Regions from separate parts of the Homo sapiens genome. Here region 1 is linked to region 2. Evidence: chromatin contacts called from ENCODE Hi-C or POLR2A ChIA-PET data. All regions are on one chromosome and are shown on one strand. Each heading gives the region's core, a stretch centred on a gene start or an enhancer-like site at or near the end of the contact. The rest is flanking DNA. Distances are from core to core; before and after follow the strand shown.

Region 1 (6,229 bases), core at 530-3,029, 240 kb after region 2:
GGAGAAGGACACACAACCTCCTGTCTCTCCTCTCATCCTCCATTCTGCAAGTGCTCATTTTGGACAAACCTAATCAGAAGTCAGAGGACAAGGGACACCATGGATGCAGTTTTTAAAGGCCATCTTCCCAGGGCTCAGGATAGGATGGAGACAGACAGAGAATGGGTGAGGGTTGGGCGGGGAGGCTGGAGAATACTTAGTCCAGGTGGGCACAGTGCTCTTTCTTCTAGAACTTTGACTCTTCAATTGAATGATGAAATTATTAGATGCTGGGAGAAACAGTTCCTTTATTCCTGCAAGAAGACCAGCGAGTCTGTCATTACTCCCAGCTACCATGATTCCCTTGTTCTGCCCCAGAGCTGTTTATTCCAAGCCAGGTTCTCCAGCCTCCCTTGCTTATCCTGGGTCCTCCCTGTGCCCTCCCAGCAAATGTGCTCTTTGCTGCCAGTGGCCGGTATCAGTTTCTGTTGCTTACAACCATCAAGCCCTACCTGGGCAAAGCCCATACGAGACCCTGATGCTTTTGGGGGCAGCAGAACAGGACATGAATATAGACATTTTGGTAACATTCATCATCCCAAACAGATTTTAGGGCCTAGGAAACTTGCCTGGGACACCACACTCAGTGGGTAGCACAAGTCAAGACAGAGCCAGTGCAGCAAAGACTTACCCTGGTATTGTTTCTAGGGCTGGGAGCCCTTGTTTTAATGGACCAAGCAGCTCATCTTCCTCTGTTTTCCCGCCTACTCCTACATTGGACTTTGACCTGTCACTTGGACACATGAAGCTTGTTGTTACCTCAGAGCCTTTGCACCAGCTGTCCCCACCTCACAGTCCTTCACTCCTTACCCATATTTACCTACTTAGTGCAGAGCTGGAATTCCAAAACAGGAGACCCCACATCCCAGCCTCATGAATGAGGAATTGGAACATGGAATTGAATAAGGAAAAGTCCACTGATTTTGTATGAGGCAAGAACAGACACTGAGTGCAAGGGCCGGGGCAGGAATGGGGAGCATCTGGTCCATACGGTAGGCAAAAGTCAAGTTAAATTTGGACCCGTGCTGCCTCTTATGTTCAGAAGAAGCCAGGATCCTGTGGCCCCAGAGTAATCACTGGCTGTCGTGCAATCACCGTGGATTCACAGGCCCTCCCCCTGCCAGGCCCTTCACGGTGACACCTGCTAGTGAACTCCACTTTCTGCTGTGGACTTAAAGGGCACATCAGACCTGTCTGCACTATTTTTGAGATTTCCTCTGAATCTGTAATTCCCCAAAACAAAGAAAATCAAATCAAAGGAGAAGCAGCAAGCATGGGGCCTTGTGGCGCCTGGACAACCATCTTGAGGGGTGTGGCCTTCATGGCAGGGGTGGGGTGGAAGCGGGTGACTATTCTCCATTGGTGTTAGGTTTTAGGCCAGGAGATGTGAGCCTTTAGGCTGCTGGGGGTAGCTGGATCGGGGTGAGTGAGTGGACAAGTGAGCCTTAGCTAGGAGGTCAATGATAGTCCAGGCATGAGCCATGGGCTGGGGGCGATGGAAACGGGCAGTGGAGACAGACCCAGAAGGCACCAATGAGGCAATGAGGCAGAACCCACAGAGCTTGGCGACTCTCCATGGAGTCTGGTGGCTCAAGTGAGCCAAGGCTGACCCGAAGGGGGATTTTTTTCTGCTGGACAGGGAGCTCTAGAAAGACAAGGATCCTGTTTCCTGGAACTTCTAGGGCCTAGATCGGTGCAGAGCAGAGACAGAGGGCTGAGGGTCAGCCATCTGGAGAGAGGATCAAGAAGGGGTTACCCTACACTCGCCCTCCCCAAACCCCATCCCACCTCCAGGAAGGCTCCCCATGCTTTGTTTGCTCAGAGGAGTCTGATGCGTTCCCTAAAAGTAGATTAAAACATGCTCTGGAATGCTCCCTGGAGGCCGGGAACAGAAGTCTTGAGCCTGGAGTGAACATTAAATACATATGGGTAAGGCCCCCAGCAGCATTCGGAATGAGGCCGGAGCTCGCGGCCATATGGGGATGTGGTTGTGGAAAAAAAATATTTATAAAATGGCTTTTCCAAATGTTTAATCTACAGCAGATGCATCTAAAATTAATCTGTTTGGCTTGGCTTTCACTGTGGGGAGATGCCATTTCATCGTGCCGGCCGCCTGGAGCAGAGGAAATGGGGGTTGTAAAAGATTCATCTGTTTGTGAGTCAACTCCAAATGAGATCTTCAGAGGGCAGGGAGGCAGTGGAGGCAGGAGAGCAGGTCTGGGAAGAAAGGGAAAGAGGTTCCCCCACACCCCTGATTCCCATGGGTCACCCACACGTTAACTCTCATCTCATGGATGCTATATGTTGAACCTTTCCCACTGGAGTAATAATCTGATGGCTGTGTTTCTTACTAAGATGTTGCACTGTCATTCCGACTACAGTTGAGTAATGGGTCCCACAATGACTCCTACGTGTGGTGTTTCCATTATTTTTGCAGAAGGGAAAACAATCCCCTACTGAGAGTGCTTTATACTAGAGAAGTTTCTGGAATGGGAAACAGAACCACTGACTTCTCCAGCCTCCTTCTCAGTATACACAGCCACCTTCGCCATCTCACAGATCCTAAGCCCTTTCCAACTGCAGGGCCTTTGCATACTCTGCTCCCTCTGCCTGGAAACTCTCCCTTCCTGCTTTAGACTAAATATCAATTCCTCAGTGAGGCCTTTCCTGAACTTCCAAGCCCGGAGCGGGTGTGCCCCGTGGTCTCTCTTCACTGTTCTTAAGACATTCACAACCTCATTTTGATGGTGGGACGCTGCAGCTCACGTCTGAGTCCCATCCAAGACTTGGCCCACTGCTGTGCCCTGCACAGATGGACAGATGGTTGGAAGGATGGATGGATGGATGGATGGATGGATGGATGGATGGGGTTGGATGGATGGATGGATGGATGGATGGATAGTGGATAGATGGATGAATAGTGGATGGATAAATGGATTAATGGATGGATGAATGGATGATGGATGGATGAATGAGATGGATGGATTGATGGATGGATGGATGGATGGATGGATGGATGGATGGATGGATGGAAGAATGGATGATGGATGGATGAGATGGATGGATGGATGGATGGATGGATGGATGGATGGATGGAAGAATGGATGATGGATGGATGAGATGGATGGATGGATGGATGGATGGGGGGTTGGATGGATGGATGGATGGATGGATGGATAGTGGATAGATGGATGAATAGTGAATGGATAAATGGATTAATGGATGGATGGATAGTGGATAGATGGATGAATAGTGGATGGATAAATGGATTAATGGATGGATGAATGGATGATGGATGGATGAATGAGATGGATGGATTGATGGATGGATGGATGGATGGATGGATGGATGGAAGAATGGATGATGGATGGATGAATGAGATGGGTGGATTGATGGATGGATGGATGGATGGATGGATGGATGGATGGATGGCAGATGGATGGATCCATCTATGTCAGGCCTGCATGACACCTGGTGTGGAGGAGCCACCCAGTCAACATTTGCTGACAGGATGGACAGACAGAGAGGAGGTGAGTGACAGGGGCCCTCAGGTGCTTTTTCTTTGGAGACCTGGGCAAGGAAACAAGACACCTGGAAGCAAGTGCATTTTTGTGAAAGTGTGCAGGTCCTCACAGTCCTGGAATGCTCCCCCCGAAACCTGGTCTGAGAAGAGGGAAGGGGACAGGCTCCCCCAGGAAACCCTCAAGCTTCATTTTTAGCTACTCAGGTGTGGGAGGCAGAATAATGTTCTCCAAAATGTCCACGCCTCAACCCCAAGAGCCTGTGAATATGTCGCCGTACGTGGCAAAGAGACTTTGCAGATGTGATTATATAAGATTTACAGATGGGCAGATGACCCTCGATTATCTGGTTATCTAAACACGCACAATCTAGTTACTTGAGTGTCAACATCACTCATCATTAGGGAAATGCAAATCAAAACCACAATGAGATACCCCCTCCCCAAACACACTCATTAGCATGGCTACTATTAAAAAAAACAAAAAACAAAAAAAAAAAAAAACAGAAAATAACAAGTGTTGGTGAGAATGTGAGAATGTGGAGAAATGGGAAATTTTGTGCATTGTTAGTGAGAATATAAAATGAAAAACAGTATGGTGCTTTCTCAAAAAATTAAAAATAAAATTATCATCATGTGATCCAGCAATTCCACTTCTGGGTATATGCCCCAAAGAATGAAGCAGGGACTTGAACAGACACCTGTGCACCTGTGTTTACAGCAGCGTCATTCACAATAGCCAAAAGGCAGAAGCAACCCAAGTGTCCACTGATAGATGAATGAATACACAATGTGGTGCACCCAAACAATGGAATATTATACAGCCTTAAAAAGGAAAGGAATTCTGACACAGGCTATAGCATGGGTGAACCTTGAAGATATGATGTTAAGTGGAATCAGCCAGTCTCAGAGGGACAAACACTGTCTGATTCCACTCATATGAAGCCCGTATAGTAATTCATAGAGACAGAAAATAGCATGGTAGTTTCCAGGGACTGGAAGATAAGGGAATGGGGAGTGAATGTTTACAGGGGACAGGGTTTCAGTTTGGGAAATTGAAAAAGCTCTGGAGAGGAAAGGTGATGATAGTTCCACAGCAATGTGAGTGTATTTAATGCACCAAACTACACACTCAGAAATAGTTAGGGTGGGAACTTTTATGTTATGTGTATTTTACCACAATTAAAATTATTTTTTTAAAGCAGAGAAACTCTGGCAACCACAATGAGAGTGACACCAGCTCCTAAGAAGGGTCGCGACCATGCAACGTGAACAGAATTCCATGCCCCGACGCTGGCCCTGAGCGGAGGTCATGTGCAGGCTGCAGAGAGGCCCCTGGCTGAGACAGCCAGCCAGGAAGGGGGATCTCAGTCCCACAGCTCCAAGGAAGTGAAGTCCACCAACAGTCCAGAACAGAAACCCATCCTCCTCTGGAGCCTCCAGAAGCAACGCAGCTCCGCGCCCCCCTGATTCAGCCCAGCGAGGAGACCCACTGAGCACTTCCCACCCACGGAACTGTAGGAAGGTAAGTTGGTGTTGCTGAGCTAAGTCTGTGCTAATTTGTTAAGGCAACATAAATATTTTATAGCATTCAGGAAATAATACTACTCCAGGAAAGCACAGCGCAGTGCAGGGAGTGGGGTCAGGGCCCGGCTCAGCCATGAACTGTGCAGCTGTAGGGCACACAGGGCCTTGGTTTCCCCATCTGCATAACAAAGGGGTTGGCTTAGAAATGGTTTTCTTTTATTTCTTTTCCTCCCCTTTTATTTGGTGGAGACCTCTTGAGTGACATCTTCTGTCAAAGCCCCAAAGTGCGTACCAGATGAAATATGTTTAAAGGCCTGCTGTGCTTGGAGTGAGTGGGGATCTGGTTCTGCCTCCTGGGTACCCTTCAACCCACCCCTGGGGGTCTGGTACCCCCAGCTCTGCAGAGCCTTGGTGTCCACCAGCATTGTCTGCAGATGGCCAGCCTGAGGTTTCTGGGGGCCTGAGGTGACCCTTGGGTTTGTTTGCTTGACAATATCAAGCTTCTTGAAACACAGATATGACTCCCAACCTCCCTCCCTTCCTGGCCCCCACTGCTCTTGGGAAGGTGAAGCCCCGCTGGGTCCAGCTTCTGCTGATCTCTCAGCCCCTGCCCCCTTCATGCCATCTGTCCCTGAGCTTCAGCCGTGTGACTGCCTCTCAGACCTTGTGCTCTTTGTTCTTCTGCCCACCACAGGGCCTTTGCACGTGCATTTCCCTGAGCCTGAAATACCATGCTCACCCCTGCTTGCCCAGGCCCCTCATGAACCTACTGCTCACCTCACCTTTTCCTTCCCTCCCTGCCTAGGTCAGCCTTCCCCTCACTCTCCACCCACTGCCCCACAAACCCTGTTAAATGTTCTCATACCTCTCTTTTGTGGCTTTGACTAGTTACAATGTTACAACTCCTAAAAAAAAAATTTGGTTAATGTCTTTCTTCTCCACTAACATAATCCAACATTCACATAGCACTTACCTTGTGCAGACCCTATTCTAAGCACTTTATATGTTTGTTCATTTTATCTTAAGAAAAAAACTTCTGAAATTGATACTATTATCATCACCATTTAACAGACGAGAACACTAAGACACAGAGATGTTAAGCAATTTGTCCAAGATCACACACTAGTGAAGGGAAGAGCTGAG
Region 2 (5,503 bases), core at 2,742-5,241:
TGAGCAGACACCGGGTGGCCCCAGGTTCAGTCTTTCCCGAGAGCGAACTTAGCATCCATCTGGGCCCCAGAAGTTTGAGGCAATAACCAGAGGAGAAAGACCGGGGGTAATCTCTGAGACGCAGCAGAACTGAAATGAGGTAGATGAGGTTGCCAGGAAAACCAGGTGCCAGGAGTCCTTTCCTCAAAAGTAGCCGCTTCAAGCTCCAGGCTGACATCTGCAAGGCTGTCACTCGTGCTGCCTGCTTTTAATCCCAGGACCCTTGGCTTTTTAAAAGAAAGGGTTTTCCCACGGGTATGTTTTGGGAACACTGAATTCCCACCAGACAGCAGCCTCATCCCTCGACTCTCAGAAAAAATGGGGCCCCAGGAGTGTCCTGTTACAGTCAAGCCCACTCCATTCAGCATCCTGAGAGCAGACGTGGCTCCCGGCGTACAAAGGGGCTCTGACAATTTCCCCCAGCCCCCAATTTCAAGGAGGACCTGCTCTGGGGCCCAAGTACCAAATTCAAGAGGTGTGGGCGTGCAGTCCAAGAGAAACCACCCTGGCCTGGGGCTGGTGTGGGTTTTGGACCTCGGGCAAAACTTTCCACGGTGGACTTTCCTCATCTGTAAGTCAGGGATGTGAACCCCGAGCTTGCGTAGGCTCCTCTCAGGTCTGAAATTTGGGGTAGCTGAAGACCACACAGGGGAACCAGCAGTGGGTGGGAAGCCCGGTCCAGCCTGAAGACCTCCAGCCAGGCTCAGCAGGGGAGAGGCCCTATCTTGAAAGACTATAGAATTCTAGATTTCATCCATCACGGCCTCATTCTTCAGATGAAGACAGTGAGGCCCATCATGGCTTAAGGACCTAGCAAGGTCAATTTCCTTCTGCCAAAAGAAGGTATCTTACAGGATAGGAGCCACTTGGACACTGCCTCAAAGCCCAACTCCAAACCATCCATCAAGTTCTCGTTGCAAACAACTCCCAGCATGTACTAGATGAAAAACAGCAGCCACTACTAGTTAAAAGAAAAACCAAATACTAGCTTTTTTCCTTTCTTTTTTCCTTCCCTCCTTCCTTCCTATCTTTTGGTGTAAAGAAACTCCAGGAGACACCAGGCCTTACCACTTCCTCACCCTAGTCTCTCGGGGAAATCTGATGAAAACAAACTGTTACAGTATACCTGCATTTTAAAGACTGGTTGGTTCCCTCCGTGCCTTGCAGCTTTCTTCCAATAAGTAGGGGGCTGTGTATACACAGAACACAGGACTAACTGGGGCACCCAGGGGCCAGCTGGAACAGGCTAGGGTTCCAGGTATTAACCCCAAGGGTCCCAATCACTCAAAGGCTGCTGGCGGCGGCGGGGCAAAGTGCAGAGGGCGGCGGCAAGGCATTTAACAAGAGGCCTTGATGTCAGGTCAAAAACATCATGGACTGATGAGCCTAAGAAAGGACAGAAATAAGAACAATGCTTTTTTTTTTTTTTTTTAAGTCCTGAACCATAAAGAGAGACAAGAGCAAAATGATGCACTGTGCCCAGCCCTTGGAATAAGGGTGACACAAGGATGTGTGCCCCTCGAGCAGGAGGTCCTCAAGGCAGCTTTACAGAGCGAAAGGCAAAAAGTGAGGCAAGGAGGGCACTGAAGCAGCAATCCATCTAAGGCAAGACTCTCCAAACGTGTGCGAACGTATTTTAATAACATTCTCGTGCATTTCATTAGCCTCCTGAGTTCACAAAGGGCCTCTGGGAAGGCAAGTCGGTTCCGCAAACGCTGGCTCTGGGCAGGTCCTCCTGGCACCTCGCTAGTCTGGCACAGGCCAGCTAAGGTGGGGTAGGGGGAGAGCTTTCCATTCCAGGCTGGGAGGGAGTGTGGAGAGGTGGATGGATGGAAGGACCCACCACCAAAGCCCGGCCAGCCTGGTTATTTTTACCACTTGAAGCTCACTGTATAGGCTCAGGGGCCACAAACTGGCAGCCGCCTGCGGACACTTGCTTATGAGCCGCCCAGACACTGCCTTCATTCCACAGCGGCTGCTTCTCAGCTCCGGGCCCCAGCTAGGGGCAGCCTGGCCCCCAGCAGGGAAGGACTGTGTGCCCCTTCACCTGGCGTGCTTCTTCAGGGTGGGGATGGGGAAACTAAAGCTCAGGGAAGCAAAAGGTCCCCGAAAAGGTGGGCTGGGGGACAAGGTGTAGGCTAGAAGCTAGAAGCCAGAACCCGGGAGGTAGTGGTTCAATTCTCCACTCAACCAAATGTCCACCTAGGTGGGCTGTGTGTGCAGGAGGTAGAGACTTACTTATCTGAACTTTTGGGTGCCCAGGCGGCTGCGTTAGCGACAAGGTTCAAAACCCCACTCCCCACCGTTGGTCCACTGATCCCTTATTTAGGGCCAGGCAGTCCCAAACACAAACAGCCCCAAACTTTGACTCCTTTGTAACCATGGTCTCAGCCAGACTGAACCAAGCTGTCCAGACAGAGGCTATTTATAGGTGCGTCGGGGACACAGACACTGGCACAATGACACACACACATTCAAGATCCACGCTGGGCCAGACGGGCCAGAGCTGAGCCCTGGATTCAGACACCTGGACACACACGGTCCCCAGATCCGGCCCAACCAGACCAGACCCCCAGAAAGATGGACACGCTCAAGAAAGGCACCCCGGCCCGGACACGGGAAAGACACACAGAGAGAGGCAGGAAGACTCGGTGACACGCACTCTTGGGCAAGACCGCGACTCAGACCCCCAGACACCCCGAGAGACGCCGAAGACCCAGACAGAGCCACGCAGCCACGCACACTCCACAGACGCACGGACATCCACTCAGAGCCCGAGACACAGCGCCGCGAACACTCCAGACACACGCCCGGAGCCCCAGACACCTCGCAGACCAGACAGTGTCTCACACGCCCCTCCACCCCCGCCCAAAGTTGATAAAGAGCCGGCCTAAATGCTCCATCGCGACTGCCCTCAGGGAAATAAAATGGAAACTTCACGGATCCGCCCGCCCCAACCCTCCCGCGCCGTGCGCCGCCGCTGAGCCCCGGGTCCGAGTCCGGGCGGGCGGGGCGCGGACAGCGGGGGCCGTGCCAGGCTCGCAGCGCCGCGGGACAAAGCCGGGCCGGCCGCCAGCTGCCGCGAGCCGGGAGGGCGCGCCCGGGGCGCGGCGGGCGCTGCCCGGGCGCAGGGCGTTCGGTCCGAGGGGGCGCGCAGGGCCCGGACCCCCGCTCGCAGCTGTGCCCCGACATAGGGTCCGAGCCCGATGGAGTCTCCGGGGAGGGGGGCGTGGGGTCACTCACTGATCTCCATGCTCTGGAACAAAGAGCGTTTGCAGTTGCACGTGCAGGAGACATTGGGCTGCCCGGCGGCGGCGGCGGCGGTGCTGTTGACCCCCATCAAGCGGTGCATGGACGGCGCGGCGGCGCGGCGCGGGGCGCGGGGGGCTCGGGGGCGGCCGGGGGGGGCTCCGGCCGGCGCCCGGAGCTGGGGCCCCGCATGCAGGAGGCGCGCGGCGGGGGAGGCGCGCCCCGGCTCGCCGGGCTCGGGTCGCCGCCAAGTTCCCGGGGCGCCGCGGGGCTCAGTGCGCGGGACCGCGCTCCGCTGCGCCCCCCCGGCCTCCCCTCGGCAGCCCCGGGGGCGTCGGCAGTGCCCGCGGGTGGCGTCCGGAAAATGGGCTGGCAGCGGGGCGCGCGCTGCCGCCGGGGCTGAGCCTCTGCCGCTAGCTTTCCCCAGCCGAGCGCCTCCGCCGCCGCCGCCGCCGCCGCCTCCTCCTCCTCATTCAAGTCCAAGGAGATCGGGTTTCGCTCCGAGACCGCGGTCGGAGGCAGGCAGACGGTCTGACGTCAGCGCTAGACGGGGCTGCCGGTTCCCACCGCGCGGGGGCCGGGGAGGGGGCGCGCGCTGCGCCAATCCCCGCCGAGGTTCCCCCGCACCCCCTCCCCGAGCCGGGGGGCGGGGTGACGGGAAACGGGGCGGGCTCTTAAAGGGCCAGAGCTAGGCGGCCCACGTAGACCCGGCACCCGCGCAACGGAGGAGGGGCGCTGTGCCCTCTCCCCAACGGCGGTCAGCTTGGAACGCCTGCCCGGCGCACGCCCGGGGCCGGGGAGCCGAACTCGGTGCCAGCCGCACCCGGGCGGGTTGCTGGTGCGCCCTCCCCTCGCCCCCGTCCCTGGGGTCCTTGACCCAGGCTCTTGGGGCTAGCCTATCTTCTGAGGAGCACAAGGTCCCTGGGGGCTCAGGGAAGAGAAATTGGAGAAAGGGGGAGGAAGCCCCCAAGATGGATCACCCATTGCCTGGTTTCGCAGGAGACTGTCCGCCTTCAGTTCTCCAGCAGCTCGGGGATCATGGCCCACTGAACCCCCAAGCGCTTTCACCCGAACCCAAGGAGGACGACCAGGAAAGACGGGAACTCGCGTAGACACGCCCGGAAGCCCTTGTCATGTAAATAGCTGTCGGGGACTGGTGTATTGTCGCCGCCCCAGCCGGCGGGACCTGGGGCGAATCCACACCCATTGTCTGCTGCCCAAGGGGCCTCCGGCTGGGGGGCGCGGCTGCGGAGTTCAAAAGGGGTATGAGCAGGAGGGGTGTACTTTTAGTTCATTAAGTTTTAATTACAGGAGTGCTACAAGAACACATTCTTCAGGTTTAAAAAGATATTAAAATATTACATAAGAGACCTCCCCTCCCTGGCCCACCTCCAGCCTCTTAAAAATTTAGTGTGTCGCCTTTTAGACACTTTCTCAAAGCTTCACTTATTTAACAGGCACTTAAGGAGCACCTACCTGTGCCAGAAACTCTCCAAATATTAACTCAACCTGACACCGACTCAGTGTGGCCGAATATTACTCTCCCCATTTTACAGAGCGGGCAGCTGGTCAAGGAAGTCGCTTGTTGAAAGTCACACAGTGGTGGAGCCTGTGTGCCAACCCAGGACCCTGGGGAGCTGCCTCCCCCTCTCCCACGTAGTCCTGATTCTTTAAGTGTCCACATATTCCTGTAATGCCTGGAGTTTCAGTAATTAGCAGGGACTTAGTGTGTTCAGAGAAAAAAAAAGCTTTTAAAAATTATTGTTACTGTGTTTGTAACAGTTTGGATAGAGAAGGAAAAGCTGGAATTTGGGAAGTGAAGGTGGCCTCGGGGTAGAACTTACCTAGACCAGAGCGAATTCATCCTGAAGAACTCAGAGAAAGCCGGTGCAGGAAGTGGGTTCCCGCTCTCCCTGCACAGGCACAGTGATGCTGCCAGAGCTCTCCCAGAAAGACCAGGAGGCTTGTTCTGGAGAAGTCAAGCCCAGGGATGTGGCTCAGGCTGGTCCAAGCTCTTTGGAGGAGTCCAAGCGTGCCCAGCCCAGAGGGAGGTTCAGAGGCACTGACCGTCTTCTGTTTGGGAGGAGAAGCTCACTCTTGGAGCCACAGCCAGCACTAGGTCAGGACCCAGGCCCCGGCCCAGGAGTGGGGCAATACCCAGCGTCTACCCCAGATGGCACCCTGCTGTGAACTGGGCGCCCTCAGCCCCTGCCTT

The links. Hi-C counts contacts between places; a loop is a spot of excess contacts on that map. ChIA-PET counts read pairs that join two places held with the same protein, here RNA polymerase II (POLR2A).
Region 1: a loop to region 2 is called in a map of chondrocyte, with 3 times the contacts of the local background. The contact joins the enhancer-like site here to the promoter of NKILA in region 2. A Hi-C loop is called at or near these places in 1 of 168 maps with a recorded cell type or tissue (chondrocyte). POLR2A ChIA-PET finds 5 or more read pairs at or near these places in 3 of 52 experiments (A549, AG04450 and PC-9).

Annotation. Positions count from the first base shown.
Region 1 is chr20:57,945,977-57,952,205 of GRCh38, forward strand. No RefSeq gene overlaps it. Among named protein-coding and RNA genes, the nearest start is that of LINC01742, 55 kb to the right of the region's middle. Within about 2 kb of position 1,780, at least 2 of the 41 ENCODE cell types and tissues checked have a DNase peak (open chromatin) inside an H3K27ac peak, as active enhancers do.
Region 2 is chr20:57,706,192-57,711,694 of GRCh38, forward strand. It overlaps NKILA (NF-kappaB interacting lncRNA), which reads left to right and starts at 3,992. Exons shown (of 1, transcript NR_131157.1): 1 at 3,992-5,503. PMEPA1 (prostate transmembrane protein, androgen induced 1) reads right to left here and starts at 3,824. Exons shown (of 4, transcript NM_020182.5): 1 at 3,283-3,824. The coding sequence starts at 3,391. RefSeq lists an enhancer at 2,206-2,817 and silencers at 3,656-4,085, 4,106-4,225.